Linked DNA regions of Homo sapiens: region 2 is linked to region 1. Evidence: read pairs that join two places in POLR2A ChIA-PET (ENCODE). Cell type or tissue: OCI-LY7. All regions are shown on one strand. Links, peaks and the distances in the headings refer to the core of each region. The heading gives the core; the rest is flanking DNA.

Region 1 (7,455 bases), core at 1,713-4,212:
ATAATGAGAAAACTCAGAATCTAAGATTAACTGTTCAACCTTAACTGCTTCATTTTGTAAAAGTTTCATTTCTAAAAGTTATTACTTTGTTAGTTTTACTCATCTCTCCAAAGTATTAAACTTATAGGACAGCAACATAACTCCTGAATATATTTGTAGTGTTATGTATTGAAAAAGTTTATATAAAATTAAAATAGTGCAATACCAGATTCTCAGATTATGAATAATCTCCATAATTCTTAAAATGTAGACTTATACCTTCTCCACAACTGACATTTAACAAGCACAAACATTGTTTATAGAGGAACAAACTGGCCAGGCTCAGTGGCTCATACATATAATCTCAGCATTTTGGGAGGCTGAAGCAGGTGGATCACCTGAGGTCAGGAGTTCAAGACCAGCCTGGCCAAAATGGAGAAATCCCATCTCTGTTGAACATACAAAACTTAGCCAGGCATGGTGGCACTCACCTGTAATCCCAGCTACTCAGGAGGCTGAGGCAGGAGAATGGCTTGAACCCGGGAGTCAGAGGTTGCAGTGAGCCAAGATGGCACCATTGCACTCCAGCCTGGGCAACAGAGCAAGACTCTGTCCAAAAAAAAAAAAAAAAAAGATGAACAAACCACATGGAAATTGCCATGTCTTGGAGAGCAGCAGTGCGTTTTTGAGAGGTCTTTAGATTGCTGGATGCCTTGTTAAATGAACATAAAGGTTAAAGAGTAAAGTGAGACATGAGGTAAATTTAAAGCTGTGATAGCTGCAGGGTCCTACACAACATAAACTTTATTCACAAACTGGCTCTGCTATTCTTAGCAGCTAAATCTAAACATATGTTACAGGATTCACAGATTCCATCATGTCATGGCTGGTTACCTGATCATCAGAGCCAGAACTTTTGGTGGTGCAAAACTTTGGCAAGTTCTTATAAAAAGGAGAGTGATTTGCATAAAAGGCAAATTTCTCACAAACATTCCCACATAAAACCACACATATGTTCCTCATTTTTGTTGTCGTTGTTGTTTGTTTGTTTTTGGTTTGTTGTAGAGTACATCAACAGAAGCCCTATGAGAAGTACTCTGAAATGTGGATGTATAATCATTAAGATTCTTTTCTACATTCCACTCTTCTGGCTTCAAATGTCCTTTTTTTCCATGCTTCTCATACATAGAAAATACTCTGATTTCCCAAATGAGACAACCCAAAGTCCTGTCCAGTCATGGCATCCAGCTGAGATCCAAGCTCTCTGAAAAATGAGCAGTGGTGGCTACCTAGTGAGATATGCCTCCTCTGGGTCCACAGCCTATAAACAAACAAGTAAAAAACCCAGGTTACCTGCACCTCCCACCTCGCCCTGCCCCGCTCCAAGGATATAAAATGGTGGAACAGGGACAATGAATGCTCAGCTTAGGAAACAGAGAAGCATGTGACACACCAGAAGTCACTGGTCCAAAGTACCACTGTCTTCAGTGGTGAATGCATTAGTTTTTTTATTTTGGCCTGTAGGACCTCTGCTAAAGAGGCAGGAAGAATCTCAATTAAGTATCCTTTTCTACAAATCAAACACTGCAGAGTAGTATCAAATGTTAATAATATTTCCTTTCCCCTCCAGTCTCTCCTTCCCAAATAATAGTTTTACGAGAATCTTTCCACATTTTTCTTCATGCCTTTATAGACGTATAAAAGCGTTTTAGGTTTTTCTTTTATATTTAAGCCATACAGAAAATATATTCTAGGTTTAAACAAATTGAGCTATTCTATTTCCCTATCTGTCCATCCATCTATCTTTCGTTTTCCTTTTACCACATGACACAAACTTCATTCCATAATGCACGTAGTAGCGCTCTCATTTTTTTTCTTTTTTCCTCTCTCTCTTTTTTTTTTTTTTTTTTTTTTTTTAGACAGAGTCTCACTCTGTTGCCCAGGCTGGAGTGCAGTGGCACGATCTCAGCTCACTGCAGCCTCCGCCTCCTGGGTTCAAATGATTCTCCTGCCTCAGCTCTCAAGTAGCTGGGACTACAGGCATGTGCCACCACACCCTGCTAATTTTTGTATTTTGTATTTTTAGTAGAGCCTCGGCCTCCCAAAAGTGCTGGGATTACAGGCATGAGCCACCGTGCCTGGCCTCATTTTTTTTTTCAATAGCTACAAGTATTCCATACCATGCATGTACTAAGATTTAGTCAACCATTCTCTTATTTACAGGTCTTCAGGTTTCTAATTCCCACCTGCCCCCTTGTCTCCCCCAAAATGCAGCATATTCACCAAAATAAAAATATTCTTACACATATACTTGTACAAATATATGGTGCTTTTATTTGTGGGTAACATAATCTCACATGTAGCTTGTTGAATCAAAGGATATGAGCTTTTTCTCTTTAATGGATTATGCCACATTACTATCCAAATTATAGTAATTCATACTTCCACTAGCATGCCACATTATCACTAATAGTGAATGCTATAAATCTTCTGTAATTATCAATCTATCAATCTAACATGTAAAAAATGATATTTCATTGCCTTACACTGTGTATCTTTGACTGCAAACATCTTCTCATATGTCTGATAGTTTAAAAATATGTATTATTATTCATCTATCACAGTCTACCTTCAAATAGTAGGCCAGTTTATGTATAATACAAAAACTTTACAACAGTATGCTTCTATCCTTATATCTTTTGTACTATTTGATTGTACATTTTACTTTCATTTATGTTTTAAGCCCCATGATACATTATTACTATTTTTGCTTTACTTAGTTATCTTTTAAAAAATTAAAAAATATAAAACCCAAAATTTTCTATATTTCCTCATATATTTACAATTGCAAGTGCTATTTATTCCTTTGTATAGATCAAAGTTTCCAGCCGGTATCATTTCCCTTCAGCCTAAAGAACTTATTTTAATATTTCCTATAGGACAGGTCTGCTCTTGACAAACTTTCTTAGCTTTTGTGTTCTTAAAAATTGTTTTATTTTGCCTTCATTTTTGAAGAATTTTTTTTACTGTATGTAAAATTCTAGGTTTACTTCTCCTCCTCCCAGCATATTAAACATATTATTTCATAGTTTTCTGGCTTGCATCGTTTCTGTTGAGAAGTCAGTGTTAAGTCTAATCTTGCATTCCTGTAATTTTTTTTCTCTTAATGCCTTTCAGATCTCCTTATAATGGACTTTCAACTATTATATTATGATGTGCCTTGGTGTGGTTTCCTTTGTGTTTATTCTGCTTAGTATTTATTGAGCTTCTTGGATCTGTGGTTTTGTAGTTTTTGCCAAATTTGGAAAACTTTTCAGATTTATTTCTTCAGTTGTTTCTTCTGCCTACCATCGCTAGATTCTAATTACACAATTTTGGTGTGTTTGATACTGTGCTACAGGTCACTGAGGCTCTATTCACTTTTTTTTCAGTCCTTTTTTTCTCTGCTTCAGTTTGCTGATTGCTATATCTCCAAGTTCATTGCTTTTTCTTCTGCAGTGTCAAATCTGTGAAATCCATCCAATTAGTTTTTTACATAAGTAAGATATTAAAGTATTTTTCAGCTCTGGAAATTCCATTTATTTTTTATAGTTTCAGTTTCTCTTATTATTAGTTTTTCTCTTTAAATCCTTGAGATTTTTATAATAGTTGTAAAATCCTTGTCTGCTATTTCTGTTATCTCTGTTGTTTCTGGGTCTGTTTCTATTGCTGACTTTTCTCCTAGTTATGAGTCTTATTATTTGTGCTTCTTTGCCCATCTAGTAGCTTTTTTCTACTGAACCCTTGAGATTGTGAATGTTGCATGACCTGCAAAGCCTAAGATATTTGTTATCTGGCCCTTTAAAGAAAAGTTGCCGCGCCCTGCCCTAGATGTACAGAATTGGGTTGAGTAAAATTGTCAGTATACGGAGTTCACAGTACGCAATTGTCTTTTTAAATCCACATCCCCTTTTAATTTTTTGTTTTATCTTATTTTCTTTTCCCTTCATTTATCATTCATCTCAATGCTATTCTTCTTTCTACTCCATTGACACTCTTATTTATAAATATCTTCCCAATTCACATCCCTTGTGTTTATTTACATACATATGGATCTGTGATAAAATACATTGCTATATGCTTTAAAATTTTAAATAAATGGTAGTATGTTATAGATTTAATACTGCTTTTAAGTTTTTTCTCCATCAACATTATGTTTTTATAGTCAATCCATGTTGCTACAAGTAGCTTCATTCTTTCAGCCTGCTGCATAGCATTCCATCACCAGCATAAGCCACATTTACATGGCCATGCTCATATTGATGGGCTTCTAGGTTGCCTCCAATTCCTTGCTACCACAAATAATACCTTGATAAAAGAACATCCTAATGTATGTCCCTTGTGTGCATATCTGGGTGTTTCTATGAGGTGTGTATCCAGAAACAGAAGTGCTGGGTCATAAGAGATGCACCCACTCAATTGTACTAAGTACTACCACATTGCTCTCCAAAATTGGCTGTGCCAGTTGGCATTCATATGAGTACCACATAAAAATATGTTTGCCCACATCCTTTCCAGAATTTTGTCTTATCCAACTTTATTTGTTTCCTGTTGCTTTGCAACAAATTACTACAAACTTACTGGCTTATGGCCGGGTGCAGCGGCTCACGCCTGTAATTCCAGCACTTTGGGAGGCCGAGGTGGGCGGATCACGAGGTCAGGAGATCGAGGCCATCCTGGCTAACATGGTGAAACCCCGTCTCTACTAAAAATACAAAAAATTAGCTGGGCGTGGTGGTGGGCACCTGTAGTCCCAGCTACTTGGGAGGCTGAGGCAGGAGAATGGTGTGAACCCAGGAGGCGGAGCTTGCAGTGAGCCAAGATCGCGCCACTGCACTCTAGCCTGGGTGACAGAGCGAGACTCCATCTCAAAACAAACAAACAAACAAAAAAACAAAAAAACTTACTGGCTTACAACAATACAAACTTTTACAGTTCTGAAGGTCTGAAGTTTGAAATGGGTATGGTTGAGCTAAAAACCAACGTGTTGGCAGGGCTGCATTCTCTTCTGGTGCCTCTAGGAGAGAATTCTTTTTCTTGCCTTTCCTAGCTGCTACAGCTACTGGCACTCTGGCTTATGATGGCTTCCTTCCATTTGCAAACACAGCAATAGCCAGTCAAATCCTTCTCACCTCCTATTACTCTAACACTCTTTCTTCTCACTCCTTCTTCCATAGTACAAGAATGCTTGTGACTACATTGGGCTCACCTGAATAACCTCTCAATCTTGAAGTCAACTCACTAACAACCTTAATCCCATCTGCAGCCTTAATTCTCTTTTGTCATGTAACCTAACATATTCACAGACTCTGGGGATTAGGATGTAGATCTCTTTGGGAGGTCATTTTTTTTCTGCCTGCCACATGAACTTTCTAATTTTTGCCAATCTGTAAAGCATCTCAGTGAAGCTAAAATGCACAAAGAACTCCTGTACATTGATAAAGAAAAGAAAATGAATAGGAAATAAGTAATTGATAAAAATAGACAATTCATAGGCGGAGAAACCTGAAAGGCTAATAAATATATGAAAAGATGTTCAACTTCACTATTAATAATAGAAATACACATTAAAACTATACCGAGACCATTTTTGCAATAGTTTCACAGTTGTGCAACCATCACTACAATGAATTTTCTTTCCTTATTTGAGATGGAATTTCCCTCTTGTTGCCCAGGCTGGAGTGCAATGGCGCTATCTTGGCTCACTGCAACCTTCACCTCCCGGGTTCAAGCAATTCTCCTGCCTCAGACTCCTGAGTAGCTGGGATTACAGGTATGTGCCACCACACCTGGCTAATTTTGTAGTTTTAGTAGAGACAGGGTTTCACCATGTTGGTCAGGCTGGTCTCGAACTCCTGACCTCAGGTGATCCACCCACCTCGGCCTCCCAAAGTTCTGGGGTTACAGGTGTGAGCCACCGTGTCCAGCACAATCAATTTTAGAACGTTTCATCACCCCCAAAATAAATACAGTAGCCTTTAGTTATCATCCTTAGCCCCTCTCTCCCTGCACCCCACATTCTTGCAAAACAGTAATCTACTTTCTGTATCCATAGATTTGACTATTCTAGATAGTTAATGCAAATGAAATTATGTAATATGTAGTCTTTTGCAACTGGCTTATTTTACTTAGCATAACGTTTTCAAGGTTTATCTGTATTGTGGCGTGTATCAGTACTTCATTCCTTTTTAGAGACGAACAACATTCCGTTGTATTTATACATTGCTTTTTGTTTATCCATTCATCAGCTGATAGACATTTTGATTATTCTACTGTTTTAGTGGAATGATGCTGCTATGAATATTCATATACAAATTTTTCATGGACATATGTTTTCATTTCTCTTGAGTATATTCCTAGGAGTAAAATTGCTGGGTTAAATAGTATGTTTAAGTTTTCAAGAAACTGCCAGACTGTTTTCCAAAATGGCTGCATCATTCTAAATTCCTACTATCAGTAGTATATGAAGGTTCTGAGTTTTCCACAGCCTCACCAAAACCTGTTGTTATATCTTTCTGATTATAGCCATCCTACTGAATGTGAAGCAATATCTTTCCCTGTTTTATTTGCATGAGACCATTTTTTTACATATCATATTGATAAAGATAAAAACTTGAAAAAAAACACTGAGATGGAGAGAAAAATTGAGAGAAAACAGTACATTAACCTACATTGCTGGTGGCCATGTACATTAGCGTAACCTCTATGGAGGGCTATTGTTTTAGCTATCAAAATTTTAACTGCACATAACCTTTGACTTAACAATTCCTCATCTAGCAATTTGAACTTAAAATATTCTTGCACTTGGAAATGTGGAAAATGATGTATGTCCAGGGATTTTTGCAATAACATTGTTGGTACCAATTTCCATTTATATGGTGTTGGTTATATACAAGGAATATGATGCTTCACTTTAAAACAATGAAACAGCTTTATTTGTACTGATGTGAATTATCCCCAAGATATATTCATATGTGAAAAAAGTGAAGTGCAGATGAATGTTCTACTATGCTGTCATTTTGTAAAACAATAAGAAAAAGATATTTGCCTATGTATGCCTAGGATATCTCTAAAAAAATGCAAAAGAAAAAAAGAGTGACTGCCCCAGAAAAGGAAATTGGATGGCTGGGAAAGATGGGAGGAGATTTTAAAGTTATATTTCTTTTTGTATCTTTGAATTTTGAGCTATATGTTTGCTATACCTATTTTGTAAATAATGTTTACTTAAAATTTTTTACACACAAAATTCTGGCATTACTTATTATGTTAATTCTAACTTTGTTGTTTGTCATTATGATAAAAGAACTCTTTTGGTTACATTTTCTAATTGGGTGTTGCTGGAACCAAGGGACACTTTTTTTTTTTTTTTTTTTTTTTGAGACAGTCTTGCTTTGTCGCCCAGGCTGGAGTGCAGTGGCACGATCTCAGCTCACTGCA
Region 2 (7,455 bases), core at 4,725-7,224, 260 kb after region 1:
CATAATTAGAATAAAGTTTTGTAGTTAATTTAATGTTTCTCACTTCTAGTAGTTTTTTAAAAGCAACTGTTGTAGGCTTTCAAGTAGGAATTGCTTCTAGAGAGAAGCAGGGGTTTAACCATAAATTAATTTGTATGGAATTTCCATAATGGAAGAATAGCATTATTTTAACTACCAATTTGGAAAATCTTAGTTTAAAACAAATTGTTAAATTCTATTTTACCTAATTATCTTTTTTTTTTCCAGCTTGCCAATGTTTACAGTTCTGAGAAGGTTCTCCATCCTGTTTACAATGTTTGCTGAAGGAGTTTTACTCAAGTGAGCTAAGTTTCTAATATATCTGTTCTTTAAATCACCTTGAAAAGGTGCCCAGCATATGTGAGATATTAAATTATTTGTCTTGTTCCTACCTTACCTTTTGAGAAGTTTAAGCAACCCTCTCTCTTGGCTGCTGGAATTGATAGTTTGTGGGAGTGGTAGTTGGGAAGGTTATGAATTAGAGTTGAAAATCTTATCTGAACGTGAGATTTACTTTCTAGAATTTCTGTACTACTGCCACCGGGAGAAGCTGGATCAGAATCATAGGTATAGGTTTTAAATAGTGTTCATGTCTAGCTCCAAATGAATGTGACATTTTTCTGTTAAAGAAATTCTGCTTCACAAAAATTCAAACTCACTAATAATGACAATAGGTGAAAATTTTAAAAGTGGGTGTAATAACTTATATAACAATAAATTTTTGCTTTATCAAAGGGGTTCTTTTAAATATCAGTTTCTCAGAAATGTTTAAAATACGATTGTTTATAGCTTTTGAGAAAGCATATCCCATTTTTTGCTTCTGTTGTAAAATGAGTGTGGGAATAAAGTCATGTGTGTATTTTAAAATTTTTTGTTTTGTAGGAAGACTTTTTCTTGGGGTATTAAAATGACTGTATTTGCAATGATTATTGGAGCCTTTGTAGCTGCCAGGTAAGATGTGGGCCTATGACTAGCACATTATAAATTGTCAATAATTATTGATAATAAATGATTGCTTATCAATAACAATTTTTTATTGCCTAAATAAGAATTATATCTTTGAAAAGCATCTAGAAGACTCTTGAAAAGGTTAAATCTTTTTGGCTGTATTAAGATAAAGGTTGACAAAAATAAGATTCTTGGGATTGTTAAAATTTAAATTGATGTAATTTAGAATTTGTTACTGTCGTTGTGCTGAGCACATAGCATGTGCCACACAATATGTTTGGCATTTTACACATCTTATTATGTATTCTTCACAACACCTCTGAGAGGTATGGGTATAATTTTCCTATTTTATAGTTGAAGAAACTAAAACTTAAGTTCAATAACTTACTTAAGGTCACAGAGCTAATGGCAGAGCTGAAATTTGAATCTGTGGCTTTCTTCAGAGCCTGTGTGTTTTTATAAACCATGTGGCATTTCTTTTTTTTTTTTTTGAGACGGAGTCTTGCTCTGTCGCCCAGGCTGGAGTCCAGTAGTGGGCTCTCGGCTCACTGCAAGCTCCGCCTCCCAGGTTTACGCCATTCTCCTGCCTCAGCCTCCCGAGTAGCTGGGACTACAGGTGTCTGCCACCACACCCAGCTAATTTTTTGTATTCTTAGTAGACACGGAGTTTCACCATGTTAGCCAGGATGGTCTCGATCTCCTGACCTCGTGATCCGCCTGCCTTGGCCTCCCAAAGTGCTGGGATTACAGGCGTGAGCCACCGCGCCTGGCCTGGCGTTCCTTAATTTTGCATGCTGCTAAAGAAAAGCATGTCTCCTCTTCTGTGAGGTGAGGAAAATGACTATGAAACATTTGCTTGCCTTTTCGAATAATGAACAATAACATTGCTTTAATTGGCCTCACATAAGATATGTCACAAATGCCATAACTTAGATATTCTATTAGGTTATTAAAGCTTTTCCCATTTTTCTTAAGTTTTAGTTTTAAAATACATGAGGAAAATGTATACCCACAGACCTAGAAAATTATAATGATGCTAGAAGTCTTCTACAACATTTTAATCAGCCCAGGGCATGCATATATGTATTTACTAATGCCACACATTCTGCCAGACATATGTTTTCCATCCAGGAGTTCCAGTGTACTTCTTGAATTGACTCATTTACCTTCATCACATTCCTGTAGTATAGGTGGAAGAAAATATTATCAGTCCAGTCCTGTTTTACAAGTCCAATCTCCAAGTAAAATTTCATTCTAAAAAAAAGAGAGTGGCGTAATTGGTTACTAGAAATTGGCTATATAGCTAACTGCTTTTCCTTCTATGTCATATTCCCCCCTTGGAGAAAAATTCTATGCTAGCCTCCTACCTTTCTTTTTAGAGGTGCCCTGCTAGTCTTTGAAACATTTCCTTGAAGCTGATGGGACCCAAAATTGTACCAAACAACAGGGGTTCCTCAGGGCTTTCTTGTGTCTACAAAAACTTCTGAAAAGGATTACTGTCTGGACCAGCCTTATCTGGTTAGACCCTTTGACTTGGAAAAAGATTGAAAGGAAGGGAACTCAGACCTCTGAAGTCAGTCAGAAGGTTGTTAGACTGCTTGGGGTAGGGAGTGTGCATTAAGTTAGTCCTGCCTAAAATTGCAGTGGCATAGAACTCATTAGATAAGTCTTGGCTCCTATACAGTATCTCTGCAAAATCAGAGTCTGTGCAGCCACTATTTTAGCTAGGGTGCTGAAGTATGCTGAAGGCATACCTTTCTCAGATTTTCATTTATTCTGTTTAATTTACTAAATTCTTATCTCGTGCCTGGTACTCTAAGTTCCAGAAATTTTCAGTTTCCCTAAACCCCCAAGTTATACTTCACAGGTTCATTGAGCTATTGTTTAAGTATTTGAGTTCCTGCTATGTGCTTAGACATTGTTCTAGCTTGATCTCAGAACTAACCATGATCCACACTTCAGAAATTTCACCCAGGGGCCCAACTACCTATGCAAGATAGTCCTACCTTTCATGTGGACCTTCAGAAAATGACTTGTTAATGGCCTCATCCTTTTGGTTTTCTTGTCTATGAAATTGAGCTCTGCCTGCTTCTGCCTGCTTCACAGATGTACTTAATGGTAATTTGGTGCTTGTTGTCATCTGGCTTTGAATGCAGAGCGGTGTGCTATTAAATGACATGAATGACCGTTGCTAATTATGTGTTTAAATGTTAGTGCCTCTTATTTCTGAGGAATCCCTTATTGAGGTGAAATTGCAAACTATGACCAGAAATCAAGAAATACTAGTAGCTGATAAAATGCCTAATATTCACTTCCCTAGATGAGAATATGTTCTTGTAAATATTTTAGCTTATATCTATTTAAAATTAAATGCATGTTCTTTAAGTTGTTCTTAAAGTGTTGCTTATGTTTTGCAGCTCTGACTTGGCATTTGATCTGGAAGGATATGCTTTTATTCTGATAAACGATGTCCTAACAGCAGCAAATGGTGCATACGTAAAACAAAAATTAGATTCAAAAGTAAGTAGCAATCTAAAGCTTTAACAGTTGTGTACTGATGTTGGCATGTCAATTCATAGGAGAAAAAGTGGGGAATAAAGAAAGTTCTTACTGGGGATGAGAAAGACATAGTGGCTCTCTGAGGGTAAAATTCCTGTACTTTAGTGTTCATATAAGAAACTTTATTTTTTAATTAATTAGCAATTAGGTTTTATTCCAGGCTTTTCTGGGATTGCGTGAATTTTGACTTCGTGTGGGGTAGGGAAAGTAAAGTGTGTTCACTGCAGTGTCTTTAAATGTTCATGGCTGTATTCTAGAGGACTTTCCGAGGGACCTGGGAGGCAGAAAGAGAACTACTTGGAAACCTTTGGGCAGACTTGAAGGGAAATGAATGTTGGAAGGGGCTGCAAAACAAAAATGGCCTTTATGTATTTGCCCTATAAATAATGGGAAATTTTAGGGAGCATTAGTATCTCTGTCTCTCTTAGGGGCAACACAGTGTTTCCTGGCCTTGGCTTTACCAGATATTGTTTATTTGTTTACTATATACTTTAAATATATTATTTTTAGATCAAGCCAGATTATTAGAAAGCTGAGTATTTGAATCATATTGCTTTTGCAACATTACGTTATGAGATTACATTACTGTAAGAAACACCTAAATGGATCTCAACTTTATATATCCTAGGGTGGCTAATTGAAGGAATTGTCCTTGATATCATAATGTATCCTATATGAGGACTCATATGAGATACTTATCTTAGATGTCACCATAGTTTTTCCTGAGCAGCTGGTACATTTTTATCTCATAATTACATCTTGTAACTGACCATGACTTTATCTTATTTTCCTACCCATATTTTCTCTTTAGTCAGATGACTTTAACTGCTTAGTTTTTAGTCTTTTCTATTATGTGTAGAATGTTTCTGAAACTACTTAAGTTCCTTTTTGGGAGCTTAGATAATAAATAAATACAAGTGTCCTACCTGCTTGATAGTACTATTAGTATTGAATTGATCTTGCCTTGGCCAGGGGCTTTGCCTGCTCCTCTAGAAAAGAAGTGTAGATTCAATGTCTATCCCAGTAGGTTTCATTATTTTGCAGATAGTTTATTTTTTTTTGTTTTGTTTTTGTTTTTGGAATAGGCTTGAAGAACCAAGGACGGTGTTGATTTGTTTCCAATCCATTTTCTTTAAATATGCATGTCTTGGCCTCCATTTATTTGCTTTGATGAATCTATATGATGGTTACATTTTAATGGAAGCTACTAGTAAGAATTTTTATCTTTTTAAAATAGCTAGAGAAAAGGTAGCAGTTAGTGATTGATCTTACTCTTTTCTTCAGCCCATTTGCTGCTTTGGAAAATAGATACTATTAATGACATTTTATTTGTCCAGCAGCTTCAGTTGTCTAAAACATCACTGTTAATAGAATTTTCTGTGACATTGGAAATTTATATTTCTGCTTTCCATTAACTGGTCATTAGCCATGCATGGCCCTTGAGCACTTGAAAATAACTGAGAAACTGAAATCAGTAGTTTTATGTGATTATAATTAAATTGAAATAGCTACATGTGGCTAGTGGCTACCATATTAGTACAATCTATAGTATATCCTAGAATCTAGAAAAAAAATCAAAGTTTCTGAGTGTTTTATTCCTAGGAGAGCCCTTCAGTTTCTCACTTAGAAATCACTATGACTTATTTATACTAGAACTTTTAAGTTCATTGATTACTTCTCCTAGCTCATATCTTATAAGCAACAAACTAGAAGGTAGAATTCTATTTAGAGGCAGAGAGGTTTACCAGCAGTATAAAAGGTCAGCTAACAAGAGAAACAGTCAGATTGTAAAAGACAGAAATACTGGAGAAGAAGAAAAAGATACAGGGTCTATTAAACAGCCGTAAGGGCAACACTGAATAAGAACATAATACATAAACATAATAATACAGATTTATGATGCGTAACAGTGTATCATAAGATGTAATAATACATGTTTATGATGATGCCCTAAATCTAGTTTCAGTCAGTGTACTTTAAGAAGGCAGGGAGAAAGACATTCAAAACAATTAAAATGTATAAAGAAAAACAGAAGTTTTGGCATTTAAGTTCTTGCTGTTTGTCAGTTACTGGATGATGTGTATTTGTGTGTATGTGTGCCTCCATGCATATCCTCTACTTCCTGGATAACACTCATGTCTCTGGCTGACTGGGCACCCTTCTTAAAGGTTGTCCCAGTATGGCTTTTTTTTTTGCTGCCGTACACATGAGGCACACCTTTACACTGATGCTTGTGGTGACCATAAGCAATCAGTTACTTGGTTTATCCCAGAGGCAGTAAGGCAGTACGGCCATGCTGAGGTGCTTTTTAATACATCCGGAGTTTTCTTGTTTTCTTTTGTTTTTAGAAGTAGAGAAACAAAAGAATGGCTACTCCATAGGCAGGGCAGCCAATCAGGAGTTTTATTACTGATAATATCAGGCTGCTTACAATTATAGTCCATTGAGTATGAGTCATATGGCATAAAGATTTTGTGCTGCATTTTAGACCTGAATGTGGCTATCGAATTTAAAACTTTTTAACTTTAAAATATTACATAAAATAATGCATGTTTATGATAGAAGTAGTAGAAAACATGGATAAGCAAGAGGAAGAAAACATAAATCTCCCTTAATACTATCATCGAGTGAGAAGCACTGTTTTGGTGGATATCCTTTATTTTGTATGTGTATGTGTGTGCACACTTATCTGTATGTTAAAATTTTAAGCAAAAAAGGGATGATATAGTTTCTAACTTGTATTTTTCACTTAGTACCATTTCTTGAACACCTTTTTAATGTCAATCAGCATCATTAAACATTTTTAGTGGCTGTGTAATGTTTCATTGTATAGCTAGTTATAGTCTAATCATCTAATCAGCTAGTTTTCCTTCGGGGTTTTTTTTTTTTTTTTCAGATGGAGTCTCACTCTGTCGCCCAGCCTGGAGTGCAGTGGCACATCAGCTTACTGCAGCCTGTGTCTCCTGGGTTCAAGTGATTCTTGTGCCTCAGCCTCTTGAATAGCTGGGATTACAGGTGTGCACCACCACGCCAGGCTAATTTTTGTATTTTTAGTAGAGACGGGGTTACTCTATGTTGGCCAGGCTGGTCTCAAATTCCTGACCTCAGGCGATCCGCCTGTCTTGGCCTCCCCAAATGCTGAGATGACAGGCATGAGCCACTGCACCCAGCCTAATCAGCTAGTTTTCAATTGTTGGGTATTTATTTCCAATTTTTCAGTGCTGCTTTTGAGAAGGCAGTTCGACTTTTCTCATCAGTCAGTAATCTTTCAATCGCAGGAGTTAGGCAAGTGTTATGCCCCCATCCTTACCACTCCCTCACTGTCCCCACTTCCCACCTCTCAAACCCTGGCCTGCATTTTCAGGAGACTGCTTCATGCTGAATGTCCCAGAAGTGTGTGAATCAAAGGTGGACTCAGAGTTCTTATAGGCTCCCTGTGTTTGAAGATGTGTGTTATCCTTTGTTGCTCCCTAGTAGCTAAGAACCCAGTAAGTCATATTGTGTTCTGGGAGCTGTAGTTATAGTAATCTTAATCTTCATTTTACTTCATGTACACGTTTTCGGAAATACTTCACTGAGAAGTGCTGTCTGTTGGTATTGGTCTAGGCCTGAGTCTGCATGTCTGAATCTGGCCATCTTTTTTTGTTTGTTTGCTTTGTGCTTTTTGTTTGTTTTGTTTTTGAGCCAGGGTCTTGCTCTGGTGCCGAAGTTGGAATGCAGTGGCACAATCAGAGCTCACTGCAGCCTCCCTTGGATTCCTGGGTTCAAGGGATCCTCCCACCTCAGTCTCCTGAGTAGCTGGGACTACAGGTGCACACCACCATTCCTGGCTAATTTTTTTTTCTTTTTAATTTAAGATAGGTTCTTGCTCTGTTACCCAGGTTGGAGTACAGGGGCACAATCTCGTTCTTGGCTCACTGCAGCCTTGAA

What was found. Peaks named below come from ENCODE experiments on the same cell type or tissue, not always from the same donor. Only the 100,000 strongest peaks of a DNase experiment are listed, where the experiment ranks them.
Region 2: POLR2A ChIA-PET joins it to region 1 with 5 read pairs; 2 of 35 experiments call an interaction of 5 or more read pairs at or near these places.

Annotation. Positions count from the first base shown.
Region 1 is chr1:67,296,553-67,304,007 of GRCh38, reverse strand. No RefSeq gene overlaps it. Among named protein-coding and RNA genes, the nearest start is that of IL12RB2, 7.6 kb to the left of the region's middle. In OCI-LY7, for the core only: no CTCF peak of the experiment used is centred there; no DNase peak of the experiment used is centred there.
Region 2 is chr1:67,043,296-67,050,750 of GRCh38, reverse strand. It overlaps SLC35D1 (solute carrier family 35 member D1), which reads left to right. Exons shown (of 12, transcript NM_015139.3): 5 at 247-318; 6 at 901-969; 7 at 3,384-3,486. Among named protein-coding and RNA genes, the nearest start is that of SLC35D1, 7.1 kb to the left of the region's middle. In OCI-LY7, for the core only: no CTCF peak of the experiment used is centred there; a DNase peak (open chromatin) is centred at 5,680; H3K27ac peaks cover 1,147 bases.